2 separate regions of the Homo sapiens genome follow, and region 1 is linked to region 2. The links are chromatin contacts, found by Hi-C in ENCODE. All regions are on one chromosome and are shown on one strand. Each heading gives the region's core, a stretch centred on a gene start or an enhancer-like site at or near the end of the contact. The rest is flanking DNA. Distances are from core to core; before and after follow the strand shown. Region 1 has its middle 63 kb from the start of C5orf67. Region 2 overlaps RMEL3 (enriched in melanoma 3).

Region 1 (4,787 bases), core at 1,904-4,403, 830 kb before region 2:
CACCCTCTGTACTTCAGAATATCCAGAGCCACCCACCCACGCAGTCCTCTCCCTTCTCCTGAGGCGGTCCTTGCTACATCCTTCCTGGTTTCTACATCTTTCCTACTCTCTCATTAGCCCACTTCCTGGACATGCTGGACAACACCCTTCTTCCGTCCTATTTCTCAACTCAGCATAAATTCAAGGGTTATTGTATGTATCAGATTTCTAACTGAAGGATAGTGGGTAAAGGGGGATAAAAGGCAACACAGAGTGAGGAACAACTTCAAAACCCTTATTAGATACCTCTTTCATAAATATTCACAAACCATTCTCCACTATGAAGACTTTCTCAGCTATGTACCACCATCTTCTAGAAACCCAGGCTCCTTCCACAGACTTCTTTTTTCCCTCTATTGACAGCCTTCTAAAACCCTAAATTCTGTTCTACTCTTTTTTTGTCTAAACTTTATTATTTTAATATTTATATTTTAGCATAAAATTTTATATTTCAATATAAAATATTACATTAATATTAATATTAAAATAGTTTACTATTTTAATGCAATTGTCTTTAAAATCAAATTGGCAAGTTTTTTTAATGTTCTTTTTTAAAAACTTTTTCATTTCAATAGTTTTTTGGGGGAAAAGGGGTGTTTGGTTACACAAATAAGTTCTTTAGTGGTGATTTCTGAGATTTTGGTGCACCCATCACCCAAGCAGTGTACACTGTACCCTATGTGTAGTCTGTTATACCTCGCCACCCCCCCATCCCTTGGTGACAATGGCTTTATAGTACAGTTTGAAGTTCAGTAATGTGATGCCTCCAGATTTGTAATAAAATTAATATTAATAAATAGTAATATTAAAATTAATTATGCTAATTAATATTATTGTGATATTTTATATTTTAATATAAAATATTCAATTATATTAATATTAAAATATTCTAATATTTTAATGCTATGCTTTTAAAAATCAAATTACAAGTTGTATAAAATTTTAATAGAACCAGGGCCAAGATTAGGGGGAGGAAAGTGAGGAAAGGGTATATACACATGCAGGATCAGATCCTCTCTTTATTTTAAATTTTCATCCTTTGTTCATCAGGGATTTTGTTTTCATTAATTTTGATTTTTAAAAGACTACTTTATAGTGCAGTTTATCTTAACCACGAAGTTTTTTGACATCCCCCTCGACCCCTTTTTTTTTTTTTGTATCCCAGGCAAGTGCCTCACTCAATATCACCTTAGTTATGGCCCTGCCAGTTGAGGGGGCTCAGGGAAAAAGACTTATCTTTCTACATTAAACATGTCAGTTTAGAAGCTCTTCCAAACCAAAAGGTAAGTTCTTTTCCCAAGCAGAATTTTGTCTTCAAACTCCTGCCAATTTTGAGAAGAATTTTTTTCTTGTGACCCCTCCCTCATTAGGCTATGAGATCCTTCAGAATAGAAAATGATGCTGTATCCGCTTCCATAGCCCCAGCACCCAGACTTGGTAGATGAATTATAAATATTTACTGCATACAAGGATCCAGTGCAGAGCTTTGTAAATTCCATTTGTTATTTGTTGAATATATTCACAGGTTTTCTTTTTATGTTAAAATCAAACATCTTAGAAAACCAGCTGGCAAGTACCTGAAGACATCATTTAATCTAATCTTTTCATTTTGTACATTGGGAAGCTGAGGCCAACCTCCATGGTTATACTTGCAGGCAAGTTGCTTAGAGTTTATCCAAAAAAATGATATTTCTGATTGTCAGGGTACTAAATAATTTTGGTAGCATCCCAGTAAGCAGAACAGAGTAAAATTCTCCCAGGGGTTCATGAAGCCCCTGCAATAACACAATGCTACTAATTAATTAATTAATACAATGCTGTTATTTCTGCCAACAGAAATCTCAGAATATGAAAAACACACAAGAGAGGCTAAATGGGAAAATTACTGACACCCAAGCCAATGACCTGAGTCAGAACAACTTTTATCAGAATGAAGCGCAGAAATATTAATATCAAGAAGCTGAACTTTTAAATCAAAGCCAGAAAATGTATTTGCCCAAGGTAAAGGCATGAGCAGAAGGTTTACAGAGAGAAGGACAATGATGATAAGGAAAGCTTGCTTCTTTACAATGAATGCATTGTGACAAACTCGTGAGGCACCAAGCAAGCTGACAAGGGTCCCTTCTTCCTTGCACCTAGGACAGTTTGGCTAAAGGACATCTAGGGTGACACGCCTCAGACAGTCCGCATTAATTTCACATCCTGGAATAGCCCGAAGAACCTGTCCAACCTGACTGTCAGCCTTTTCAAAATCACTTTTGGAATTCTTTGTTCAATCCTGCTTGGTTTACACTGGAACGTCTCTTCTGGGACTTCTCTGGTGACTTGATCTTTGTCCACAATGACATAGCCCAGGAGACCCACCAATACCCAGATTTGCCCAGTGGGTGACACTAATATTAGATCCAATTAGAAGTGTCAATTCAAAACAGATGAAGGACACATTTACACACAAGTCAGGGCTGCCACAAATTCATTTCTTCCTCACAATATCCTCTAGCAGAAAAAAGGGCAAACTGACCTTGAAGAAACCTCCTTTTTTTTATCGGTTACCATGGCAGCATGAACCGTCTCTCCCCAGGGCACCTGCCCATGGGTTTGCACCTGCCAGCTGGTAGCAAGAGTGCACCAGCAGCCTTGGTTCCCAGTGGCTGTGCTCACATCATCAACAAAGGTACCAGCAGTGCCAATTGGCTTCACGATATGGATACCTGCCCGCTAAGCATTGGCCTGGAGCTCGGGGACTTTCACAAAGGCCAGCCAACAGCTGGCAGGCAGGAACCTCCAGGTCATTGTCATCCTGGGCTGAATTGGAACATGCACTTGGGAGACAAAGGCTCTGTCTGTAACCACAGCATCCCTTCCTCCCTGGGTGTTTTATTTTCAGCTCTGGGTCCCCTGCTATGGGAAGGCCATGTGGCTGAAGGTGTCTTTCTTGTTTTTTTTTCCCCCCCCTCCTTTAGCATTGTCCTGCCTTGTGCATGGTGCAGAAAAGCTTTCTCTGTCCCATGTCTAGTTTTATTGCAAATCAGAGAGCTCACCATAAGTCATCCTGGGCCAGTGGGTTCAGAGGTGGAGCTGGTAACCAGAGGCCATGTCAAACTTCCTCCTCTGGCTCCATACCAAGGCCTCGGAGGATTTTTTGTCACATGAGGTTACTGTAGTTTCACATCCTCTAAAGCAAAGCTCTGTCGAAACTCTCTATTCTCACATGGCTTCAGCTCAAACAACCACCCTACTCAGCTGCCTTCCTAACCCTTTCAAGCCGTGAATCAGGAGACCTGGGTTCCAGTTTCAGCTCAGTCTGCGTGCCCCAGAGCAATGACGGGGCCTCAACTTCTTTATCATGAAAATTAAGAGGCCAAAGTACCTTTCACTCAGGTTCCTTTCAACTCTCTCTCCCCTATCTTAAAAAAAAAAAAAAAACAACAGCTTATTTTTCCTGTTGCTTTTAGAAGAAACTCTTAACCTGAGACTCTCTAAAAATGAATAGAGATTATTGTGGTTTAAAAAATAAATGGCTACACACAGCAACCTGACTGTATCTCAAAAATATTATGGTAAATGAAAGAAGCTTCACATACAAAAGAGCTCATACTGTATGGTATTATTAACATGGAATTCAAAAATAGGCAAAACTAATCTACAGTTTTAAAAATTAGAATAGTGGTTGCCTCTGGCTGTGAGGTAGGAGCAGGGATTACCTGGGAAGGGGCAAGAAAGAATTTTCTGAGATGAAGGTTATATTTTATATCCGGTTAGGACTGGGTCACACAAGTAAGCCTTCATCAAAACTCACAGACTGCTACTCTTGAGAGGATCAATAGAGGTAATAAAGCAATTATAGCAAAATATTAATTGCAGGATCCAAGTTGTGAGTAAATGGGTATACCCTGTTTAATTCCTTCAACTTTCCTGTAATTTGGGAATCTTCATACTAAAATGTTAGAAAAAAACACGTTCTAATACATTTCAAAATTCCTGTCTCACTCATTCTCTCCTTTCTTCCATCCCCTCCCTCTTTCTTGACATGTGACCTTCTTTTCCCATTAAATGAGTCAATGGAAATGGGAATATTTATTGATTTGAGCAGTTAAGTCACCAGTGCTCTGTGATGACTAACTACTTTATCATTCATTGCCCATGGCTTTCAAGGGAAGAGGACAAGCTCTGTGCATCTTTCTCAAAGAAAGCGTTCCTACCTGTAAAAGTCTGTTAGAAAGGACTGCAGATTTAATAAGCATCTTTCAAGAGCTCTGTCCCCATTCCAACTCACCCCAACCCTCCAGCCCCAACACATTTGTTAAAAATTCACATTCAGAGATGCAGGACCCTCAACCTTGGACTTCCCAGACTCCAGAACTGTAGGACATAAACCTCTTGTCTTTACTTTAAAAAATAATAATAACATTCAGTCCCTTTTTTGAAGGTTTTTATCAGGATATCTCAAACTTAACACTGAAAGGAGGTAGCAAAATTTCTGTTTCCTCCATGTCTTTGTACTTGTAGAAATGGAGGCACAAAGGTAAGACACAGGTGTGACCAGGCCCTTCGAGTGGTTCAGCTGACTGAATATACACCTAGAGACCCTAAAACAAGCCACAGGGGTGAGAAATCAGAGAATTAGGAATGCGCAATTTAAAAGCACTGCGGTTTCCAATGTGAATTGACTGGAACTGAGGTTAAAGAAGAATTTCAGCATTTTTTGGTCACCAGTTTCTCAATGGACCATTTCCTGTCCTCTCACT
Region 2 (5,118 bases), core at 594-3,093:
ATTGGGTGGAGGGTAGTGCCAATTTTAAATTATCCTGTCTACCTATCAAGTCATGTTTGCTTTTATTGGGTGGGTGCTCAGAATATGTGATCCTTGAAGAAATAAGCATCCATGTCTATGGAGACATGACATCACCTTTGGGAAAATGACTTTGTGACAATTTATCTTACTGTATTTGACAATAACAGTGACATGTTATATATGCAGAGTGCTGCTTATGAACTTTTAAGAGCTTTCTCTTGCTGTATCTCACTCAATTCTGACAATAACTCCATGAAGTAGGTAAATAGACAATTTTTTGTATCCCCAAAACATTAATATTTAATATAATGTAAATGTTACTAACAGTGTCTATCTTAAATAACACCTTGCATTTCTTCAGGATAGTGCTTTCTCAGGTAATATTGCATGAGATTCTTTGTTTAGGAGAATTGGGCTATAGGAAATTCATAGAAATGCTGGAATGCTAATGGAAATTTCATGCCTTGCCTATTTCTCTCCATCCACCCATCCATCCATCCATCCATCCATCCATCCTCCATCCATTGACTTGTAGTCTGACGGCTATAAAAGAGGTCACATGGATTATCAGATAATTCTTCTTTTTGGCCAATTGTGGAATCATGTCTTAGTGATAACACAGGTTTCTCTTCTCTTGCTCTGATGGTAGTTCCCTCAACATTTTCCCTTGGAATAAAATAAGGTCTGGATAGTAGTATTTGCAGGACCCCAGCAAGGGTAGAGGTGGGAAGTGGGAAAGGATGCTCCATTAAAACAGTGAGGAGGAAGAGCCATCCGATTTTATGCAGCTGCAAACTGAATGATGAACTGGACTGGGATCTGCAGGACTTGATGGGCCAGTCAGAATAAAATGTCCTAGTCTTTTTAAACAACAGTTTCTTTGCCTAAAACACAGAAATAGAATTCACACCTATTTCAAAGGCATGTTGTGAAGATCAAAATAAGTTTTTGCATCATTTTAAGATGTTTTGGAACCCTTGTGTTAAAGGAATTGGAAGCTTTCTACCTCTGGTGCATGAAAAATAACCAAAGTTCAGCCCATGCAGCCATGAAGAAGCTTGAGAAAGACCACCGCTAAGAATGGAAAGGGGGCCTATAACTCTGGTACACTATACTCCTGCAGCCCAAGAGCCAGCTTCTCCAAAAACTACAGGACGGAAGTGCAAAATCCCTCTCTATGCTCTTCTCAAAGCTCTTAGAGAAGTCCTTTTGGCTCTGTTATCCGCATGGGTTCTCTGTGTGTGTGTGTGTGTGTAGGAATAACAGCATGTTTGGCTGGTGGAACACCTCTGTCTTCTGAACCCTGGTTCTTCTTGATTTTCCTTTAATTAGAGTTGATTTAATTATTAAAGTTTCCTATTTTTTTTTAAGAAGGCAAGGAGTTCTATTGATTTATAATTTCCCTAGAGCTTATTGTTGTCTTGCTATGACCCAAAGAAAAGCGTGTGTGGAAAGAGAGGTCCTATCAGAGAGTTCTGAGGCCACTGATTGACCCTCCTCTTTCTACCCTAACTAAATATGAAAATAAAAGCAGGCAGCAAACATCTGTTATCTTTATCAGAAACCTGGACTTTCAGTTTCATACCACACACGTGAAATGGAGAAAACAAATTAACTGAAGGCACTGTAGACTCTGAGTCACATAGATGTATTTTTAATTTTAAACAATTGCTTGTCACAAAACTCAAAGTATTTTTTTTTCTTTTCAGTGTAGGAACGTGGGAAATGAGTGCGTAGTGTGCCTGCAGGGCTTGGACCTCGTGCCCTTGGAGCTAGGAACACGGTGCTTTTGGGATTCTCTTTCTATCCCCTAGATGGCAGCAACATTCTTTAGAGCCTAACTGGTAAAAACAAACAAACAAACAAAAAAAACACCTATGGAAAAGCTGCAAGTCCTGCCTGTTTAGTCTTGGCTTTCAAATTTACATAGTACCTTTACTGTGCTATTTATGTGACTGCTTGGCTTAGTGAGTCTACTATTTATTAATGAGAATACATGACTTTCTCTGTTGTATGGAAAAATAATGGTTTTGTATATCTAGGTCTGTTGGTATCTCTAGACCAGGGTTTCTCGCATTGACATGATTGACGTTTTGGGCTGCATAATTCTTTGTGGTAGGGAGCTGTGCATTGAAAGATGTTTAGCAGCATCCTTGGCTTTTACCCACCCACTAGATTCCAGTGGTACTTCTTCCCTCCCCACCTCAGTCATGACAACCAAAAATGTCTCCAGATATTGCCAAATATTTCCCGGGGGGCAAAATCAGCCCTGGCTGAGAACCACTGAATTAGGTTGTTTTACTTATCTCCAAAGATTAGCTCCTGTATTACTATCATTTAATTTTGTAGGGATGGTTAAATTAAAGCATATCTACTTACACTTTTTCTTTTCTTTTTCTTTTTTTTTGAGATGGAGTCCTGCTCTGTCACTCAGGCTGGAGTGTAGTGGTGCGAACTTGGCTCACTACAACCTCTGCCTCCTGGGTTTAAGCAATTTTCCTGCCTCAGCCTCCCAAGCAGCTGGGATTACAGGTGCCTGCCACCATGCCCAGCTAATTTTTGTATTTTTAGTAGAGACAGGGTTTCACCATGTTCACCAGGCTGATCTCGAACTCCTGACCTCAAGTGATCTGCTCACCTCGGCCTCTCTACTTATAATTTAAATATATTCTATTTTTTTATTTGTTTGCTTGGGGGATACTTTTTCTGGAGGAGAAAGAAATGAGGCTGAAAAGACAAAGATACATGTAAAGACGTTGCACATCTTACCTCCAAATGAGAAGATTGAGGTTTTCAAATTATAGCTTCCTATTAATAATAGCCACACATATATACTTTTGTTACTTTTTATTCCTTTTGATTTTAACTAGCCTGGCTGAATATGAATGATGGGAAGGAGAAAAGCAAAAGGGGGTTATACTTGAAAATTGTTTTAGTCTATGAAAAAGGCTCAAAGAATTATAGAAGGATTGTGGAGATCACTCGGTCCAACTTGTGAGCCTTAAATCTGGGGTGCAGTAGTTATGGTGTAAGCTGAGGAGGAGCCAGGGCAGTATCATCACAGGTGCTCAGCCCAATGGCCTCTCCTTGGTGAGGAAGGTGAAGCCAATTTGAAAGCAAAGAGAGAGATTCGGTTCTCTGCAAAAAACAAACAAAACCAAAGCCAGTCCCTCCTCCACCCAATCTTCCATTGTAAATTCTGAGAAGGGAGCACCAGGCCTGGAGGATGCTGTCAGAACAGGACTCCTGAGGAATTAGATGCACCCGAGATGGCGATGGGACCCAGGTGTAATAACCAACACTCCACCTTCTATTAAATAGGAACTTTCTTCTGATTTGTTCCAAACACTCCCCACACTCGGAGAGCATTCCAGTGAAGTGGGTGGAGAAGGAAACAGATGTGAGACCAGATGCAGATCTGAACAAATTTGTTAGGTGAGTTCACGGATCCTTCCTTCTTTGGGAAGTGTTAGAGAAAGGAGGGAATTTCTGGAAACCAACCAAGTCAGTCTTGGAGATATATCCAGAGAACTCCATCAGCTATGAAGGGACCATGTTCCCACCTTTAGAACAGATATGATCTACAAAATAGAGCAAATGCTTTTTCTGGCGAGGAAGGACAGAGGGCAGAAAATGAGGTCCAAATAGAGTGGTTTGAGTTGTCCTCATCTGAGCCTAAACAGTTATGATGGAATCTCAGGAGGAGCCACATGGTATGAAAGGGTTTAATATTGAGTGAGCCTGGAGGAGGGACAGTATTGAAAGCCCAGCTCAGATGTACAGGATGTGTCTGTTCTTTAAAGATACTGATGCATTTCTCTTGAATTTTTCTACACTGCTGGGTCAAGCTATGTCAAGAATCTCTGTCTCATTGGGAAATGAGATATTTTCTACAATCTGTTTTTTTCTCTCATGATTCCCGTCGAGTTAAAGGCTGACATCTCATCAAGCAGCTCAACAGCCCCAGAGAGAGAGAGCGAGAGATCCCTTAGAGAGCTGGGCCCCAGGGAGAGACACATCTGAGGAACTCTCCCTGCATTGACTTGGCTTTGTGGCCTCTGTCCGAGGTTTTCAGATCTTATCAAATAGTGTCTCATTTGCACTGCAGTGCATGTCACAAAGCCCTGTGGATGCAAAGGAGGTGACAGCAAAAAAGGTTAACAGCAAACTGGGGACAGTGCCAGGAATGGAACTTGATTCCTTAATTCTTGTTCCAGAACCCAAGCAGCCTGGCTTTGCCAGGGCCAGCCTGGGTCTGTTCATAGAGCTGTCATTTGGCTTTTGGTCGTTTATATACCATTTGCTAACTGTTCATAATTCCAGTGCAATTTTCCTCAGAACATGGGAAACAAAGACAGCGAAACAAGGGGCTTTTATGTTTTTCTGTGCTGTCGTCAGTGGATGAAGTTGGCTGGGCAAGAGTACAAGCTTTTTCTTGCTACACTTGATGGAGTTTCCTTTTTTAAATGAACATTTTTAGGGAGAAAATGTCAGTGTGCAGGGTAAATGCAGAATGCCCTGTTAAATATTTAAAACATAGCATTTGTCCATCGATTTTGGCAGGGTTAGAGTCAATAGATTAATCATTCAGTCAACAAATACTTGAATAGATGCAAATCATTCATTGCTGTCAGAGCTACTCCTAGCCCCCACTGAGTCTTTGTGCAAAATTGAAAAAGGGGGTCCTCTGGGCAGAAACAACTCTGCACCAGGCCACATGACTTCAAGAGTCCCTAGCTCTCAGTCATGTGCCTTTGTGCAGTGTACAAACTGTGCAACTGTACATGACTATACATTGAGAGAGAGAGTGGGCCATATATTATGCCATTAGAGTACAAAATTAGGTCTTGAGCAGAATTTCAAGAAAAAGTCCCCCTTTTTGGGGCATGGCAAACAGAAGGAAGTAAGTTGCTTATTCTAAGGGAAAAACTACAAAGGCTTGCTGGGGTTTTGCCCCTAAATTCTTTACCCCTACTGCTGGGATAATACAGCCTCCTCTGGGCTGTAGGAACAATCCTGGATGTAAGGAGAAGGATAAGAAGGACCTGAGGACTCAGTATTGAATGAATCTCATCTTTCAGCTTCACGGTGATATCT

What was found. Hi-C counts contacts between places; a loop is a spot of excess contacts on that map. Pooled maps may share reads with other maps.
Region 1: a map with no recorded cell type shows a loop between it and region 2 (6-fold over the local background). The contact joins two enhancer-like sites. A Hi-C loop is called at or near these places in 2 of 37 single-sample maps with no recorded cell type and 2 of 50 pooled maps.

The regions. Positions count from the first base shown.
Region 1 is chr5:56,667,003-56,671,789 of GRCh38, forward strand. No RefSeq gene overlaps it. Among named protein-coding and RNA genes, the nearest start is that of C5orf67, 63 kb to the left of the region's middle. RefSeq lists a silencer at 3,200-3,494 and an enhancer at 3,444-3,493. Within about 2 kb of position 3,154, at least 15 of the 41 ENCODE cell types and tissues checked have a DNase peak (open chromatin) inside an H3K27ac peak, as active enhancers do.
Region 2 is chr5:57,497,759-57,502,876 of GRCh38, forward strand. All of the region lies in intron 3 of RMEL3 (enriched in melanoma 3), which reads left to right. Among named protein-coding and RNA genes, the nearest start is that of ACTBL2, 18 kb to the left of the region's middle. Within about 2 kb of position 1,844, at least 3 of the 41 ENCODE cell types and tissues checked have a DNase peak (open chromatin) inside an H3K27ac peak, as active enhancers do.